4 separate regions of the Homo sapiens genome follow, and regions 2, 3 and 4 are each linked to region 1. A link is a contact called in ENCODE Hi-C data. All regions are on one chromosome and are shown on one strand. Each heading gives the region's core, a stretch centred on a gene start or an enhancer-like site at or near the end of the contact. The rest is flanking DNA. Distances are from core to core; before and after follow the strand shown.

What was found. Hi-C counts contacts between places; a loop is a spot of excess contacts on that map. Pooled maps may share reads with other maps.
Region 2: a map of CD4-positive, alpha-beta T cell shows a loop between it and region 1 (6-fold over the local background). The contact joins the promoter of CYP51A1 here to the promoter of BET1 in region 1. A Hi-C loop is called at or near these places in 3 of 168 maps with a recorded cell type or tissue (CD4-positive, alpha-beta T cell, CD4-positive, alpha-beta memory T cell and naive thymus-derived CD4-positive, alpha-beta T cell) and 12 of 50 pooled maps.
Region 3: a loop to region 1 is called in a pooled map, with 4 times the contacts of the local background. The contact joins the enhancer-like site here to the promoter of BET1 in region 1. A Hi-C loop is called at or near these places in 4 of 50 pooled maps.
Region 4: a loop to region 1 is called in a map of CD8-positive, alpha-beta T cell, with 11 times the contacts of the local background. The contact joins the promoter of CDK6-AS1 here to the promoter of BET1 in region 1. A Hi-C loop is called at or near these places in 4 of 168 maps with a recorded cell type or tissue (CD4-positive, alpha-beta T cell, CD8-positive, alpha-beta T cell and naive thymus-derived CD4-positive, alpha-beta T cell) and 7 of 50 pooled maps.

Annotation. Positions count from the first base shown.
Region 1 is chr7:94,002,642-94,006,639 of GRCh38, forward strand. BET1 (Bet1 golgi vesicular membrane trafficking protein) reads right to left here and starts at 1,714. Exons shown (of 4, transcript NM_005868.6): 1 at 1,557-1,714. The coding sequence starts at 1,575. RefSeq lists enhancers at 924-1,530, 1,531-2,136, 1,591-1,640, 1,651-2,280.
Region 2 is chr7:92,132,592-92,136,589 of GRCh38, forward strand. It overlaps CYP51A1 (cytochrome P450 family 51 subfamily A member 1), which reads right to left and starts at 1,886. Exons shown (of 10, transcript NM_000786.4): 1 at 1,582-1,886. The coding sequence starts at 1,773. CYP51A1-AS1 (CYP51A1 antisense RNA 1) reads left to right here and starts at 1,972. Exons shown (of 3, transcript NR_122110.1): 1 at 1,972-2,491. RefSeq lists enhancers at 1,221-2,047, 1,222-1,271, 1,432-1,481, 1,852-2,511, 2,048-2,874.
Region 3 is chr7:95,328,957-95,332,954 of GRCh38, forward strand. No RefSeq gene overlaps it. Among named protein-coding and RNA genes, the nearest start is that of PON1, 6.4 kb to the left of the region's middle. Within about 2 kb of position 1,880, at least 2 of the 41 ENCODE cell types and tissues checked have a DNase peak (open chromatin) inside an H3K27ac peak, as active enhancers do.
Region 4 is chr7:92,834,732-92,838,729 of GRCh38, forward strand. CDK6-AS1 (CDK6 antisense RNA 1) reads left to right here and starts at 1,752. Exons shown (of 2, transcript NR_110088.1): 1 at 1,752-1,832. It overlaps CDK6 (cyclin dependent kinase 6), which reads right to left and starts at 1,842. Exons shown (of 8, transcript NM_001145306.2): 1 at 1,747-1,842. RefSeq lists silencers at 425-674, 1,785-2,144 and an enhancer at 1,255-1,334.

The DNA.
Region 1 (3,998 bases), core at 464-2,963:
TTAACATGGCACACTGCAGCAGGAAAATACTCAAAAGGGCCTAGGGGCCTACTGATGAAATCCAAACTCTTTGGCCTCGCATGCAAAGATCTCCACAGTGTGATCCCGAATCCCCTACTTCACCCAAACTGGCTTAATCATAATCCCTTACTTCTTTTGAGTTCCTCCTATCTGGAACTCACTTCCCCCACTCTCCATTATTCAAGGTCTACTTCAAATTCCTATGTCTCCACCAAATACACAAAGATCTTCCCCACAAAGTACACAGTGATCTATCTCTGAAATCTCTGAGACCATCCCTTATATGTAGAACTTATCTGGTATTTGGATGTATAGCGACACTTTGTACTACAATTTATCTTTGCACATATTCCTACTCCCCACCTAGACTGGAAGCTTTGGGGATCACAAACAGGGCAACAAACAACTGTATACCTAGAGCTTACTCAAGCACACAATAAATCTTTTTTGGTATTAAGGATGATGAACAAGAAAAACATTTAGACATATAAAGCTAAACTTGCTCAAAATTATTTCTTTTTTTTTTCTCTTCAATTTACCTGGCCCCATTTTCTATGATCTAAGTATTCATAAAAACTTCATTAAAAAAACAAAAAACTTTCTCATACTACAATTTATTGATCAATAAACAAGTCTACGGTTATTGGCAACTTTCACTGACTTTAAATATCTGACACTTTGGGGATTTTTTTTTTCTTTTTTCAATCTTATAATGACTGAGAAAGGTAATATCTTTTTTCAAATGTTTCATTTATTTTCTGAAGTATACTGCACTCTAATTTAGCGGGGTCTTCTTTAAAAAAAAAATCGTGTCCTAAGAGAAAGCTTCAGAACCAGAAAATGCCGTTCTAGTAGCTGTGCGTTACTATAAGGGTCCATTAAAATTCCTTGTGTCTAACTTATTCTTGCTGATGAGCCAGTTTCCTAACCCCAAAGGTAAAGATCAAATGTTAAGTCGCCAAACCTTAACCACGTTCTACTGCCTTAACCGTGGCACAAGGTTCAGATTAAGAAATCGCCTTTGACCCAGAAGTTCCAGTTCCAGGACCTTTAACAATAATGACACATACATTTACCTTTGTAACTCACTGTTACCAGATTAACGACCATTACTAGCGTGCTTTGGGTGCAACCACCCACTCTTCAAATTCCGCTTCTGAAGAAACTAAGATCCAGGGCCAGTAGGGAAACAGAAACCGGAGTCGGGCTTTGGAAAACATAGCAGCGTCCATAACCACGCTCAGTCAATAACACTAAAACACTCGACCACTGAGATGCCACCTGTACACACCCACCCCTAGTCCACTACTTTCTCTAGCCTACCATCCAAACTTGAATCTGACTCAAACTTAAGGAAATTCCAAAGATCTGGGACAAATGGTGTGTTTCCACTCGACATGGACCCCAAAGATCCCCTCTAGACATCCTGTTTTTTGGACCAAATGCCAGGAACATAAGACAGGTTCGATTTCCTCCCGCGCCCCAGCGCTCCCGGTTCTAGGGCCCCGAACTTCGAACCTCAGCCCTCTTCTTACCCAGGCCTGCACGCCTCATCCTGCCAGAGGAGAGAGAGAAAAGGCGGGTGCGGGGCTTTGGGTGAGTAGGAAACAGCTAGGGGCGACCCGGACCGCGTCTTCAGTACCAGGGCCCAGCGAAACACCAACTTCTTCCCCTAAAGCGCCACGACATCAGTGGAGTCTAAACACCGCGCCGGATGATGGCGTCACCACGGCGCTCATTGGAGCCCTGGGAAGAAGGTTGAAAGGCATTCTGGGAAATGTAGTTCACCAACGCATAACGTGTTGCTGAGGGCGTGATGTGAACCCGGTTCCAGGAGCGGACGGGGCGTCCGGAAAAGGGGGCGGCTTCGACTGCGGCTCTGATTCTGGGTCTCTGATCCAACGTTCCCGCTGTTCCGCTCGCAGCCCGCGGGTCGCTGCTTTCAGTTTGTTGACCACCAAGTTTAACCCAGCAGATCTGCTCCTCCCCACCCACAAGAGGATGGTTGGGGTATCTTTCCTGATTTAGCCTCGAACTCCCTCTCACCTCCAGAGACGATTCAGGGAAAGTTAGAGAAAACTTTGTCCAGGTTTCTCAGTTTACAAACAAGTAATCCGACACCCACAGAAGTAACCGATTTGTGCCTTGTAGTATCCAGTAAAGGAAAGAAAACCAGGTTCCTTTGAGTAGGACTCCTGCTCAGATGAGAGCAGACTAGGAAAGGCTGCGGGATCTGGTCAGAGGCACTGAATAGTTAGTTCCCTGTTACTGCATCTGTTGTACTTCTAGAAAGAACCAAGACTTTTAGTTGTTATGGGGACCAAAGGACCCCTAAACGCTCTCCCACTTTTTTTTTTTTAACTTACACAAAGCTTATTGAAATACTGCTTACACAAGGCAGTGTGCCAATTAGGGGTTTAAAACTTGTTGGCGAGTTGGAGGTGTTACTGGTATCGAGGTTAATCCTAGAATTTCATTTTATCTCAGAGGATTTATCGTGAGAATACGATGAAATCGTGGTTTTTGAAGGGAAAACAAAAAAACCTGATACACAGTAGGTGATCAAAATTCACTGGGTGTCTGCGGTTTTGTTGTTGCTGCTGTATATATGGCAGTGGAATCGTCTCCACACTAGAGATTTCCGAATATGTGATCTTTGATCATTTAGCGTTTCCTCATAGTTTCCCAGGACATTATTAACATTGACTATAATACTGGCATAAGTCTCTGCGTTAAGTTGCTTTTGTAAAAAACACATGAAAACAATTTTTAATAAGAGTTATTAACCTGGGAAGGAGGCTTTATCCAATAGTGTTTTGATAGAAAAAAATCATTAAAATAAAACCGCCATTTTCTAAAAGCAATGAAATTAAATAAGCATAATATCAGGGACAATTATTACAAATAAAAGATGGAGATTCAATAAAAGAAATGATAGCTAGGTATCCCTTTATAACTTAAAATCTGTGACAGTCCTTTGGTTAAAAAAATGCATGTTCTATAATTAAAACGTTTAAAAATTGCCTTACAGAAGGCTTGCTGATGGAAATGTAGAAATCGTTATTTTTGAAAATATGGTAATATTTACTAGAACTAATCATTTAGATTACATAAAATATACTGCTTCCTTTACATGGTAGGAAGACATAAGAATGAAATGTAGTTAAAAGGAAAACATATATAATGTACTAAGAATATAACTGAAGTAAGGCAAAGCTAGTTCATATTGAAGTTGTTACCTAAAAAATCCAATTATTGTTTTTAGCTAACGTTGCTAGTATCAAATTAGGATAATGTCATCTGAAAAAAATTTGCACTCAAAGGAAGAGGCAGGAAAAATGAACTCAATGTGCAGAAAAAGAATTATTAAATGTGACCATAGTTGACATTAGCGATCAGAGGGAATCATTTTCACTTTTCTCGTTGTGCTTTTTCCTTTTTAAATTAAAATCCTTAACTTTTCTTACTGATTGAAAGCAAATAAATTTCACAGAGATGAATAGCATTTAGAACCTCTTCTCTATTCTCACAGGATAGTCTCACAGAAAACATCTAATGTTTGTAGGTCTCTAGGAGATAAAGGACTAAAAATTACTTAAAATAATATTAAGTATTCCTTCTAGTAATTACAAAAGCAAGAATAAAAGCAGGAAATGTCTGAATCGAGGTGCAAAATTGGAACTTTTCTTTCTCCTATCTGTCTGCTTCCTGCCTGCCCATTTGTCCTACCTCTTCCTGACCAAATTTCAAGTCCAATCCAAGGGAAAAGAGCATACCAAGCTCTCAAAACTGGTTCAATAAACATTAACACATTTTTCAATCATGAAGCAAATTCAGTATCTCGGGTATCATATTTGAACTGTCACAAAATGTAAACTAGAAACAAAAAGCTCTTGATTTACAAACAAGCTATGGGACAAAGTTTGTTTCTAAGTTTGTTGTTTGGTATTTAAAGCACATTTTCCCTGAAGACTGAA
Region 2 (3,998 bases), core at 636-3,135, 1.9 Mb before region 1:
CTCACAATTTTAGTCCCAGATACTTGCTTAAAGAAGGTATAGAAAAAGACAAGCAGTAACTTGTAGTATAGAAAGAAGGGAAATGTTTAAGAAGCTATATTTACTTCTCAGTAAACAATCAATCTCATGCTTCTCTCACTGCAAGTGAACTAGAGCCACTGATTTTAGAGTTTTTAAGAGAGTAGATCAGCTCTAGCAAGAACTCTAGCATTCTTCATAAAAGTTTCTTTAGATGCCACAAAATGAGACCTGCAGATTACAACATTAAGTATCCTGAAAATCAAACAAAATAATGAAAAAGGGTAATACTCCTCAATTCTCTGGTGGTCTCAAATAGAAAGGAGCACCACAACCTCACAGTACACCTCAGCTAATAGAACTATCTTTAAACACTAAAAGTAACTTTGTCTTCCCAGAGACAAATATCATTTCCTTAAAGATCCCATGTGTAGGAAAAAAATAAATAAATAAATAACTCTTTCTTATGCCTGGTATGGTTCAAACAAAAATTATTTTAAAAGCTACTTGGTCAAAAGTTTGTACATTGCATTGTCAGTAAAAGGGTAGTTTTCAAAAGCTACTTATTGCTGACTGTAAAAGGCACAATCAAATAACATTTGGGAGATTGAAAGCTAGGTTAATAAGGCTGTTAAATTGAAGAAAATGATTTTTTTTTTTTTTGAGACGGAGTCTCATTCTGTCGCCCAGACTGGAGTCCAGTGGCGCAATCTCGGTTTACTGCAACCTCCGCCTCCTAGGTTCAAGTGATTCTCGGGCCTCAGCTTCCCAAGCAGCTGGGACTACAGGCGTGTGCCACCACATCCAGCTAATTTTTGTTTTGTTTTGTTGTATTTTAGTAGAGATGGGGTTTCTCCATGTTGTTCAGGCTGGTCTGGAACTCCTGACCTCAGGTGATCCGCCCGCTTCGGCCTCCCGAAGTGCTGGGATTACAGGCGTGAGCCACTGCTCCCGGCCGAGAAACTGTTACATTATTAGCATCAGAGGAAGGCCCTTACCACACTCCAGTCACTACCATTACCACACTCTACACATCCTCCTTAATATGGGTATAAACCACCATTAGGGGCACTGCTACAGCCCACAGAACACTGAACCACACAGGGCAGCCTCCAGGATGACGGGCCAGCTGCCAACAGCATCTCCGTCAGGACCCCCACCAAGGGCCCCAACGACCACCGGGTCGTTCAAACCCACAGCCGCCAATCCAGCCACCGCCACTAGGGGCACCACTGCTGCGGTCAGTACAGACCGCTACAACCACAAATGCCGCAACCACGACCCCGTCTAGGATCAGATACACAGCCGGGGAGGCCAGCACCGCCCCCCAACACAAGGCAATGGCGGGTGCTACAGCCAGCGCCACCAGCAGCAGTGCCGCCGCCGCAGCCACTACTCCAGCCCCCAGCGCGCCTGCCACCAAAGCCACGCCAAGCATGGCCGCAGTCGCCCCCGCCCTTGCCATCCACTGAGCCGGTCGGGGCCACGGAGCCGCCCACGCCAGCCCTTCGGCCGCCTCAGCTGCGGCGCGCGCCCCACTCAGACCCTAAAGAATGTACGTACCACCCCTGCGGGCAGCTGGACCAGGTGGCCGGCGGCCAGACGGATCAGGTAGACCAGGCTGAGGGTGAAGGCGCAGGCGATCAGCAGCATGGACAAGAGGTTGCCGCCTGTCACCTTCTCCATCGCCTGGCCCAGCACCGACCCACCCGCCTGCAGCAAGCCCAGCAGCAGCATCCCAGCCGCCGCCGCCATTCACTCCGTCGGAAACACTGAAGGCCGAGGTCGCCACCGCTCCTCCCAATCGACGGAACGAGAGAAGCTGGCAGATGGTCGTCCACAGGGGGCCTTGCCCCAGGTCTCCTACTAAACCCAGCCCCACCCCTCGGGTCCCACGCGCGCCACCCCGTGCGTCACAGAATGGGGCGGGATGTTCCGCTGGCCACGCCCCTTAAATAACACTCTGTGAAGCCGTGGTCTTCTTGCGCGGGATAGGGCACCTGAGGAAGCGGGCTGCGCCTGTGGCACAGTGGTACGGGGCCGGAAGATAACTTACCTGAAGAGGCGATCAATCCCTGAGAATCGCGGGCGACCCGTTTTTTGTGTGCCCGGGTGCGGGGTGCCGGGACACGGCGTTGAAGGCGCTGAGCGGAGGGATCTCAGGGCGAGCTCGAGCGGCGACGGCGCGCTCTGTGATTGCACCGCGAGCGCCTGAGGTGATCTCGGCCTACATCGCGTCAGCGGGGCCTTGGGCGTGAGCACCGCCCCCTGTCCGGACGCAGGGTACTGGGGCACCTCGAACTGTGGCACCTCACCCTTCTCCGGGGCCACGTCTTGGGGACTCCGACAGCCCCAAATAAGCCCTCGGGGACTGGGGTTGTGAAAAGCGAGGTCGTGAAGACGCCGGCCTCATACCGAAGGGTAGGACGGTGAGGTCAGCCCCGTCCCACTCCAACTAAAATCAACCTGACAGGTATTAATATGCCACCATGAAGTTAACAAATGTTGGTGATTAAGTATGCTAGGTTTTACGAAAACAGATTTTCCAAAATAAATGTACATGTTTTAGGACGTCGCGAGCCGTTTGAGGCAGCATTCCCCAAGGACGCCACTTAGTCTGTAGGTTTAGCGGCTAGAAAGATTCAGAAGCTGAGTTCAGTCCTGCCGCCACAATCAATCTTCGCTCCTATGGCTTCACAGAAGCGTCTCCCATGACTACCAAATTTAACTCCTTCCAGATCACCCACGGGAGCACCTGACCGGATTCATTTATTTAATCAATGTTAAGAACTAGGTTTTGTGCTAAGCTAGGGGATAGAGCAGCGAATGAGACAAAACTGCAAGGCCCTGGGGGAATTAGTAGGAATATCCAGTGAAAGGGAAATTAATGAATTTTATAAGTATACTAATCAAGAAGTATATTCTTTTCCTTTGAGGTAGAATGTAATATAGCACCTCCCCTACCCAAGGCCTGGGTTAAGAGTATATTAACTGCTTATTTCTCCCCTATGCGTGGAGAGGCTTATCTGTGTTCCATCGTTTCACATTCCTTGAGGCACAGCGAGTTCTTGCTTCCCTCCCTAGCGCTGCTGTAAAGTCACAAAACTGATTAGCAAGTGTTACAAAAGCATGTATTCCCAAGGACGTAAGACATATGGTGTAACAAATGTAAGAGTAATTTACTGCCTTTGTTCTTGCTTCTGCAAGTACACTTCATGCAACACGTAACTCCCAACACAAACTGCTTAAAAGGTGATTGATCCCTTTGTTCGGGGCTCAGACTTTCTGGACCCTAGTCCGACTGAGCCGGTGATCACCTTAATAATAAAGGCTCTCCTGAACTCTGCTCGGTCTCTCCCGTCTATGATTTGTCCCGCAACACCAGTTGCCTGCGGAACACCTCTACCTAGAGAGCTAACACTCATCCCCGGTCAGTAAATCCAAAACTAAACCCGTTGCCTCCTCCTACCAACCTGTCCCTCCTATAATGCCTGTGAAGAAAAGGCATCACTGTGCACACTGTTGCCCTCTCCATGCTTCATCTAATCAGTCATCAGATCCTATAATTCTACCACCTTAAAAGTTTCACCGTTTCTTCCGTCCAGTCGCGGTGGCTCACGCCTGTAATCCCTGCACTTTGGGAGGCCGAGGCGGGAGGATCACCTGAGGTCAAGAGTTCGAGACCAGCCTCACCAACATGATGAAACCTCGTCTCTACTAAAAATACAAAATATTAGCCGGACGTGGTGGCAGACGCCTTTAATCCCAGCTACTCGGGAGGCTGAGGCAGGAGAATCACTTGAACCTGGGAGGCAAAGGTTGCAGTGAGCCGAGATTGCGTCACTGTACTCCAGCCTGGGCAACAAGAGCAAAACTCTGTCTCAAAAAAAAAAAAAAAAAAAAGAAAGAAACTGTGATATATATAAATATATATTTATATATTTATATATGGAATGGAATGCTACGTGGTCACAAAAAGG
Region 3 (3,998 bases), core at 630-3,129, 1.3 Mb after region 1:
TATAATTCAATATATGTCATTATATATAAATCAATAAGTTTTGGCATATATATTCACCCATGAAAACATCACAGGCATCAAGGTAATAAATATATCCTTTGCCTCCAAATTTCTTCATGCCTATTTGCAATCCCTCTCATACCTACGTCCACCCCACTTCCCTACAGATGTATTAGTTATCTACCATCATGTAACAAACAAGCCTGAAATGTGTCAGCTTATAACAACAAACACTTATCACCTCTCACTTTCTGTGGGCCAGGAGTATGACTACAACTTACCTGGTGCCTCTGCCTCAGGGTCTTTCCCAAGGTCGTAGCCCAGGCATTGGCCAGGACTGTGATCTCATTTTAACAAGCCAGATGGAAGTCACCATCTCTTTGTAACCTAATTTTCAAAGTGACATATCATTTTTTCCATGTTGTATTCATTCTGTTCTCTCAAGGTGAAGGAATTACACGAGGGTATGAATACTAGTCCCCATTCTTAACATGATCAAATCCTACCTGCTCCTTCAGGCACCTGTTTGCAATTTATTTCTACTAGTTTTTCCTGATGTCTAAATCTTGGATACCATTCTCATATGTCTCATTGCACCATGCTGCTTCTTTATTATTCCTGCCACTCTGTATTGTTAATACTTTATCACGGTACTGTTTTTCTCACTAGACCAGAAGCCTGTATAAAAATGCCTTGCTTGTTGTTATAGCTCTAACGCCTGGTACAGCACCTAACAAAATCTAGGTGCTCAATAAATATTGTTGAATACATGAATGAATGAATGAATGTTTAAAAGTTATTACAGAATCCTCTGGAATACTTTAATGTTCCATATTTTATTTACTGTAATGCCATCAGTGTTAAATACATAACTATCTATTATTCTTTTATTTTATGTACTACTAAAAAAGAAAAACTATAATTAATCTACAACACAATTCTAAGAAACTATTAATTATACAATAATTTCCTATTTCACACATGTTAAAATGTGCAGACAAGAGTATGAGTCCATGCTATGTGAAGATTTTAAATGTTATGAGAAGTTATGAAGGTGTTTTAAACTTAGAATTTTTTTATCACCAGAAATGTATAACCAAACATTTAAAAAGCAAACTTCTTTAAAAACTCAGATCTCACCTTGACTATTAGAATCCCTTTCCTTTCCTCCCTTGATCCTCATGTGCTAAGTATTTATTTGCACATGTTCAAATACTTCTTCCTAAATATATTTGGTAACAATCACATCAACCCATTCTTTTATTTTCCCACAAAAAGCCTAATTCACGGAGTAGTCAGTAAAAACTGTCAATGAATTGGTAGAAAGCCAGAGCCAAGTTTGCCAAGCTTAATTTTGTAGAAGTGCAAAAGGATTGATTGGGTAACTATACCACTTGGTGTTGTTCATCTGCAGAGGATGCTGAGCCCTGTTGGCAGTTGTTGCAATGTTCTCAAGTTTCTGAAAGTGTGAAATTCCAATGTTCTAAGAATGCCAATAATACCATTCTGCATGAGGCAGCTATAGTAAAGCTGGAAGAAAAAAAAACCCAAAAACCCTGGGCTTTAAATACTAAATTCATGGTCACTTCCTGAAAATTCTATAGTAGCAGAAATAACATCTGTAAAATGGAGATAATTCCTGTGGGTTTGCTGTATTAAATTTTTAAAAACCTGTGAAAGCACTATGCAGATATAAAGCAATGGCAGTGCAAAGTACAAGGTACTATCCAAGTCTGGAAGTTAGTTTACAAAATGCTTTTACCTTACATTCTCTCACAAGACCCTGGACAAGGAGATAGGATCAATACGATTATCCCCATTCATACAAAGTCATCCAATTAGGAAGTGTAGGAGCCCTAAGTTTGTATGTCTAGATATGGGCAAACCAAAACTGACGTGCACCTAAAAACAGAAACTGAAAGTACGAAAAGGGAAAGCTAACAGAACTATGTCACTTCACTTCAATTGTCTAAGCACACATCTCAAAAAGCTTAAAAATCCAAAGAAAGGAGAAGGATGGAAATGAAGATAAAATCAGCAATCAATGAAATAAAAAACAAACTTGAAGAGAGACTATCCATTGTATGAAGTGTCATTCAGTTATAAAAAAAGAATAAAGTCCTAATACATGCCACAACATAGATGCACCTTGAAATCATTATGCTAAGTGAAAGAAGCCAAACACAAAAGGCAGCATATTATAGGATTCCATTTACATGAAATAGCCAGAAAAGGCAAATCCATAAAGACAGAAAGCAGATTAGTAGTTGTCAGGAACTGCAGGGGAGAGGAGGATGGGGAATAACTACTTAATGCACATAGGTTTCCTTCTGAGATGGTGAAAAATATTCTGGCGCAAGATCATGGTGATGGTTGAACAATATTGTGAACATACTTAATGCCATTGAATTGTATGTCATTGAATGGTTAAATGATGAATTTTATACTATGTGAAATTTACTACAATAAAAACTTAGGACAAAACATTCAAAAGTTGATTATTGAAAAGACTAATGAAAGATATAAAACTGTGGTAAGACTGACAGAAAGAAAATGAGAAAGAAAACAAATTCTAAATGTGAGAAATAAAGAGGATATTACCGCAGATCCTAAATATGTAACAAAAGGATATTATGAACTACTTTATTCCACTAAATCTGCAAATTTAAATGAAAAGAATGAATTGCTAAATTTATCAAAGCATACACAAGCAGAAACATTTAATTGTAATATTTCTATATTCTTTAAATAAATGTAATCTATACTTTAAAATCCCCCTTAAAGAAATCTTTAGTCCCAGGTAGCTTCATAAGTGAATTATTCCAAACACTTAAGGAAGAAAAAATGCTAAATTTTACACTAACTTTTGGAGAATAAAAAAAGAAGAAATAACTCTCAAGTCTTTCACCAGGTGAATATAACCTTGATACTAAAACCTGACAATTAATTACAAAAAAGGGAAATTAAAATTACAGGCCAATCTTTATTATGAACATGGACATTAATATCTTAAAATATTAGTCAAGTAAGTCCACAATTATAAAAACATAATAATATCATAATCAAGTAAGGTTTATACACCATATGGGAGTTTGGCTTGAAGTTTTAAATCAACATATAATTAACAGAATAAAGGGGAAAAATGATGATCTCAATAGATGCAGAAAAAGTATTTTAAAAATCCAACACTCATTTACAATTAAAAACATTTTTAGTAAACTAGAAAGAGAATGCAAATTTCTTAATCAGGTGAAGAATATTTTGCCAAAGAGAAAAAGTTACAGCAATTTTCACACTCGATGAGAATTTGAAAGCTTTCCCTGGTGATTGAGAAAGGAACAAAGACATTTGTGATTATCCCTTATGCCCAATATTAAACTAAAGGTAAGAAAAAGAAAGAGGAGATGTCAAGGCTGGAAAAGAAGATCTAGAACACTCATTATTTACAGACAATGTGCTTGGTATGTAGATGATACGAAAGACTCTACAGATAAACTTTAAAATAAAAACATAAATTTACTAAGGTAGCTAGCTATAGAGTCAGTATACAGAATCATTTGTTCTTGTGTAGTAACAAACAATTAGAAAATGAAATTTTAAGAAGATACTATCTACAAGAGCATCAGAACTGCTAAACTCTTAGGATGTAACAGAAGATGTTCAAAATCTCTACACGAAAATCTACAACTTCACTAACAGAAACTAAACATTTAAAGAGACACATATACCAACTTCAGATCTTGGAAAGGTGGCAATTTAATGATGTACATTCTCCCCGCATTGATCTATAAGGAGCTCAATAAAATTCCAACACAAATCCTAGAAAGGTTTTGTACAAATTGGCAATCTGACTCTAAATTTAAGTGAAAATACGAAGAGTTAAGAATATCCATAAAAAATTTTGAGGAAGAACAAATTTGGGGGATTTTAATACCAAAAATCAAGGTTTATTATAAATCTATTATAATTAAAACGCTGTGATTTTGTTGAATGACTGA
Region 4 (3,998 bases), core at 502-3,001, 1.2 Mb before region 1:
GTCCTCGGGGCCCGGACTCGCGAACCTTTTCCCATTCCCAGGACCTCCCCGCTGTAGGTAGCAGAGGTGGCTGCCCCATTCCCCCTCCGGCTAAAGGCCCGGTCCAGTCTGCAGCCGGACGCCCCCGGAGCCCTCTGCACAACAAAGCGCCAGAGTAGGGTACCCTAACTTTCCCTCCCCATTCAGCAGCTATCTGGGACCTAGGGGGCCTCCCTCCTCCAGGGCCGCCGCGGCCTCGGCAGGACTTTCACCACGACGGCCGCATGTCCGGAATTCCCGGGGCACCTCGGAATTACCTGCCTCGCAACCGCTGGCCCGCTCGCCTTTTGCCAGGAATTAAACAAACGGCGCGACCCCCACGATGAGCGGGTGGAGCGGACCGCGGCGAGAGCAGAGCTTCTGGCACTCACTACATTCAGAACTTTCCTTAAAAGCCGAGGAAAGAGCCCCCAGGGACTGCCCGGGGGTCTGAGCCAGGTCGAGGGCCACACAGGTAGCCGGGGAGCCGCCGCCGGCCGCCCAACCCGCCTGTCCTGCATCCCCCCAACCCCCTCCCGCTCGAGTCTAGCCCCGGGCTCCGCAGCGAAGGAAGCGTCGGGGACGTCCCACCCCCGCAGGGAACTGCGCCTGCTGCCCCCGCCGGGCCCCGCACTGCCCTGGCTCTCCCCCCACTCGCCCCCCAGACGGTCGGCTTCGGCGGAGAGAAACGGGAGCAGCAATGCCTTTTCCCCCCCTCTCCTCCACTTTTTTTTGTTGTTGTTGTTGCTTTCCCACGCTGGCTGAATGTGACTTGACCCCATTTCAAAAAAAGTTTGACATAGTGCTTCAACATTTCCGCATTCCTCCGCGACTACAAAGGCTGCAGCCGCCTCCTTCTGCTTTCTGTCTCTGCTCTCTGTCTTCACACTCAATGAAATCCTTCATGCGCCTCTCCCGAAGCCTGCCAAGCACCACAAGGGTCGCCACCAGCACAGCGACAAGAGGCCACACCGGGGACCGCGACTCCCGCGTGTGCGCACACGCAGATGCGCCCATATGCACACGGACGGGCGCGCTGCGGGGACCAGGGCTGCTCACTGCGGGGCGTGTGTTTAACTCCAATATTTTAAATTATAAAAGTAAACTTGGAAACTACAGCAAACGTGCGTCTTCGCGGGGCTCCAAGCCTGGGCACTGGCCGGCTGCGTGCACTTTTCTGTGTATAACACGCCCGCAGGAAGCCTGCGTTAACATTTATCTCGTGGAGGGGAAGGTGGAGCCCACACCCACACCTCAGCGAGCTGGAGAGGGAGTTTTCGAGGGGGAAATGCAAGCACATTCTCCAGCATGGAGTCCCTAGAGGCAGTGCATTTTAAACCCTAAATGTGAATTATTATGTGAGTGTCCGAGTAGAGTTCCAGTTCCGTTTGGAGAAACTGTATGAGGCGTGTTCCGTGTGGGTGTGTGTGCGTACGGATACGTGGAAGCAGGATCTCGGTGTCGCGGGTGTCCCTAGGCTGGGATCTCCCCCTCTCATCAGATAAGGAGAATCCTCTAGCTCCCCAAAACTGGCCCCCATAACCAATCCCGTCTCAGTTCGTAAGGGGTTAACCAAAGCCGATTCCAAGGAAACACAGGTCCCCCCCACCCCCCGCCACCCTCCACTTACCCCACCCACAGTTCTGCCTCGGACCCCGGCCAATCCCCCAGATCTCCCCCGGGACCCCCCACCCCGCAGCCCACCCACCCGAGCGCACAGCTCCTCACCTGAGGGGCCCAGTCGCGTCGGGCCTCCCGAGGGGGCTGCGAGTGTCAGTCGGCTCTCCGCACGTGTCCGCGGCCTCGCGGAGCAGGTAATCAGACTCTGGGGAAGGAGTTACCAGCACTCTCTCCGGCGAGGGGGTGGGCACAGCGGCGGAGGGCGGAGGGACGGCGGAGGGCGCCGCCCGCGCCGCTCGCTGGGGGCGGACGGGGGCCGCTGGGCTCCGGCCGGCGCTGGGGGCCCCAGCCGGGGAGGCAGCTGGGGCGACCGTGCGGGGTGGGGGCAGGGACCCGCGAAGCCAACTCTGCCGGAGACCCACCCCCCGGCGGGGCTGGGGGCTCGTGGCGCAGTGGCAAGAAAGTGTGCAAATTAAAGCCTTCCGGAGAGAAATGAGGCGGCCGAGTCCCGGCAGTGCTCCGAGCTCCGGGCTCCCTAGCTCCCTTCTACGAGTCGGGGGCTAGAAGGGCGCGGTGGGGGTGGGGGTGGGGGGGAGAGTTAAATGAAAATTTCCGGCTTTCGCTGAAACTGTAGTAGGGGGATCCTGCGACTAAAATAAGCGGCATTAGTGGGAGAGAGTGGGACGTGTCGTCGGGAGTCGGCGGAGTTTCCAAACCCAGGGTCGCCCAGAGTTGGGGTTTTGACAGGGTGAAGCGGGGGGCATCCTCACTGTGTGACGTGGACGGATGGGAAAAACACAAAACAACCAACAATAATTATGAGCGGCCAATGGGGGTGGTAAATACCAATACTTTCCAAGAAACTGAAAAATCAGACCAAAAAATAACTCTTCTCTTAAAAAAATAAAGAAAAAGTTTGGCAGGATGCCTTGCAGAAAAGAAAATACTAATCTATCCAAGCACTTTTCACTTTCAGCATGAGCTACATTTGTTTTGTTTTCCTTCGCTTCCTTTCTGCCTCACAAAGCCCTATCTTTTCCTTTTAGACAGAGGATATGGTTTGGAAATTGTCAGGCACTCTTATGGTTAACGATCTACTTGAAGGGGCTGGCGGGCTCACAATTATTAAGTGGTTAGTAACTGCTGAGGGTTCACTAACGTATTTCAGAGGAGCTAAAAAGACTAAAATTTAGTGTAAATAATAGAACTGCAGATAGTAGATACATACACAAAAAGAGGAGTGCTCAGTTTAAATGCATTATTGGAAATCTGAAATTTGAAACCTTGTAAGAATGTATACTTTACCTGCTGAGAAACCCTTGAATACAATTATTTCAGGTGAAAATTAGATTTTGGAGAAAAAAAAGTCTTTAAAACTTTCTACAATGGAGTAAAAGAAAACTTGAAATAGCTGTCTTTTTGGAAAGAATTTGGTGTTCTCCCCAAAATCTCTATCTGTAGAATACTTGAAACCCTTTAAAACATCTTAAAGCAAAACTTTTCACAAAATTATTTACTTAAGTGCTTTGTAGAAAAATTAAAACCTGGCAAAATTCTGTTTGAATTGGAAATACTACTTCTATAAATCTTTTGACTTTAAAACCATGTTACTAATCTCACAGTAAATCAAATTTTTGCCTTTATAAAACTGATTCTATGTTATAGTGTGAGGTAAGGCTAGGGAAATAAAAATTGATGCATTTTCAGTAGCACATATTTTGCAATGCATTATAATACTTTTTTCTTTAAAAATAAAAGTGAATAATTGTATGTCTTTAAGCTTAAGATAATTCATAAAATACATTTGTGTTAAGAGCATGTCTTCTAAAATAAGATCCAGTTTTCTGAACAAAATTTGTATTTATAAAGCTATCTATAATCTCATATACCTTATAAATTTAAGAAGGCAAATCATTAGATTTTATATTTACATAAAAATATTGGATCACTACAAGTCACTAATTAGACTTTAAGCCAGAGACACAAGTGGGAATCCTCCATTTTGATAATTGTTCACACTTATCATTTGCCTTTTAAAACAAGATTTACTTGCTGGTAATTAACATGTTTATATAATCCAGAAATAATTGCCAGCAAATAGGAAGCAGCACATCATGGCTAGAATTTATTTGAATAAATCATTTATTAAAAAAATAGTAAGCTACAAATATTAAATTAACAGAGAAGTGTCTTTTCTACACTGGGTTGAATTTTTAGTTACTGAATTTGACAACAACCATTGCTAGATCAGAAATTCCATGATTTAGGTTACTAGATCATTTGGACAATGTAAAAAACAATGAAACTTTATTTAATTATATATGTTAGTACTGAGTGTTAACTCTCTGTCCTCTTCTTTT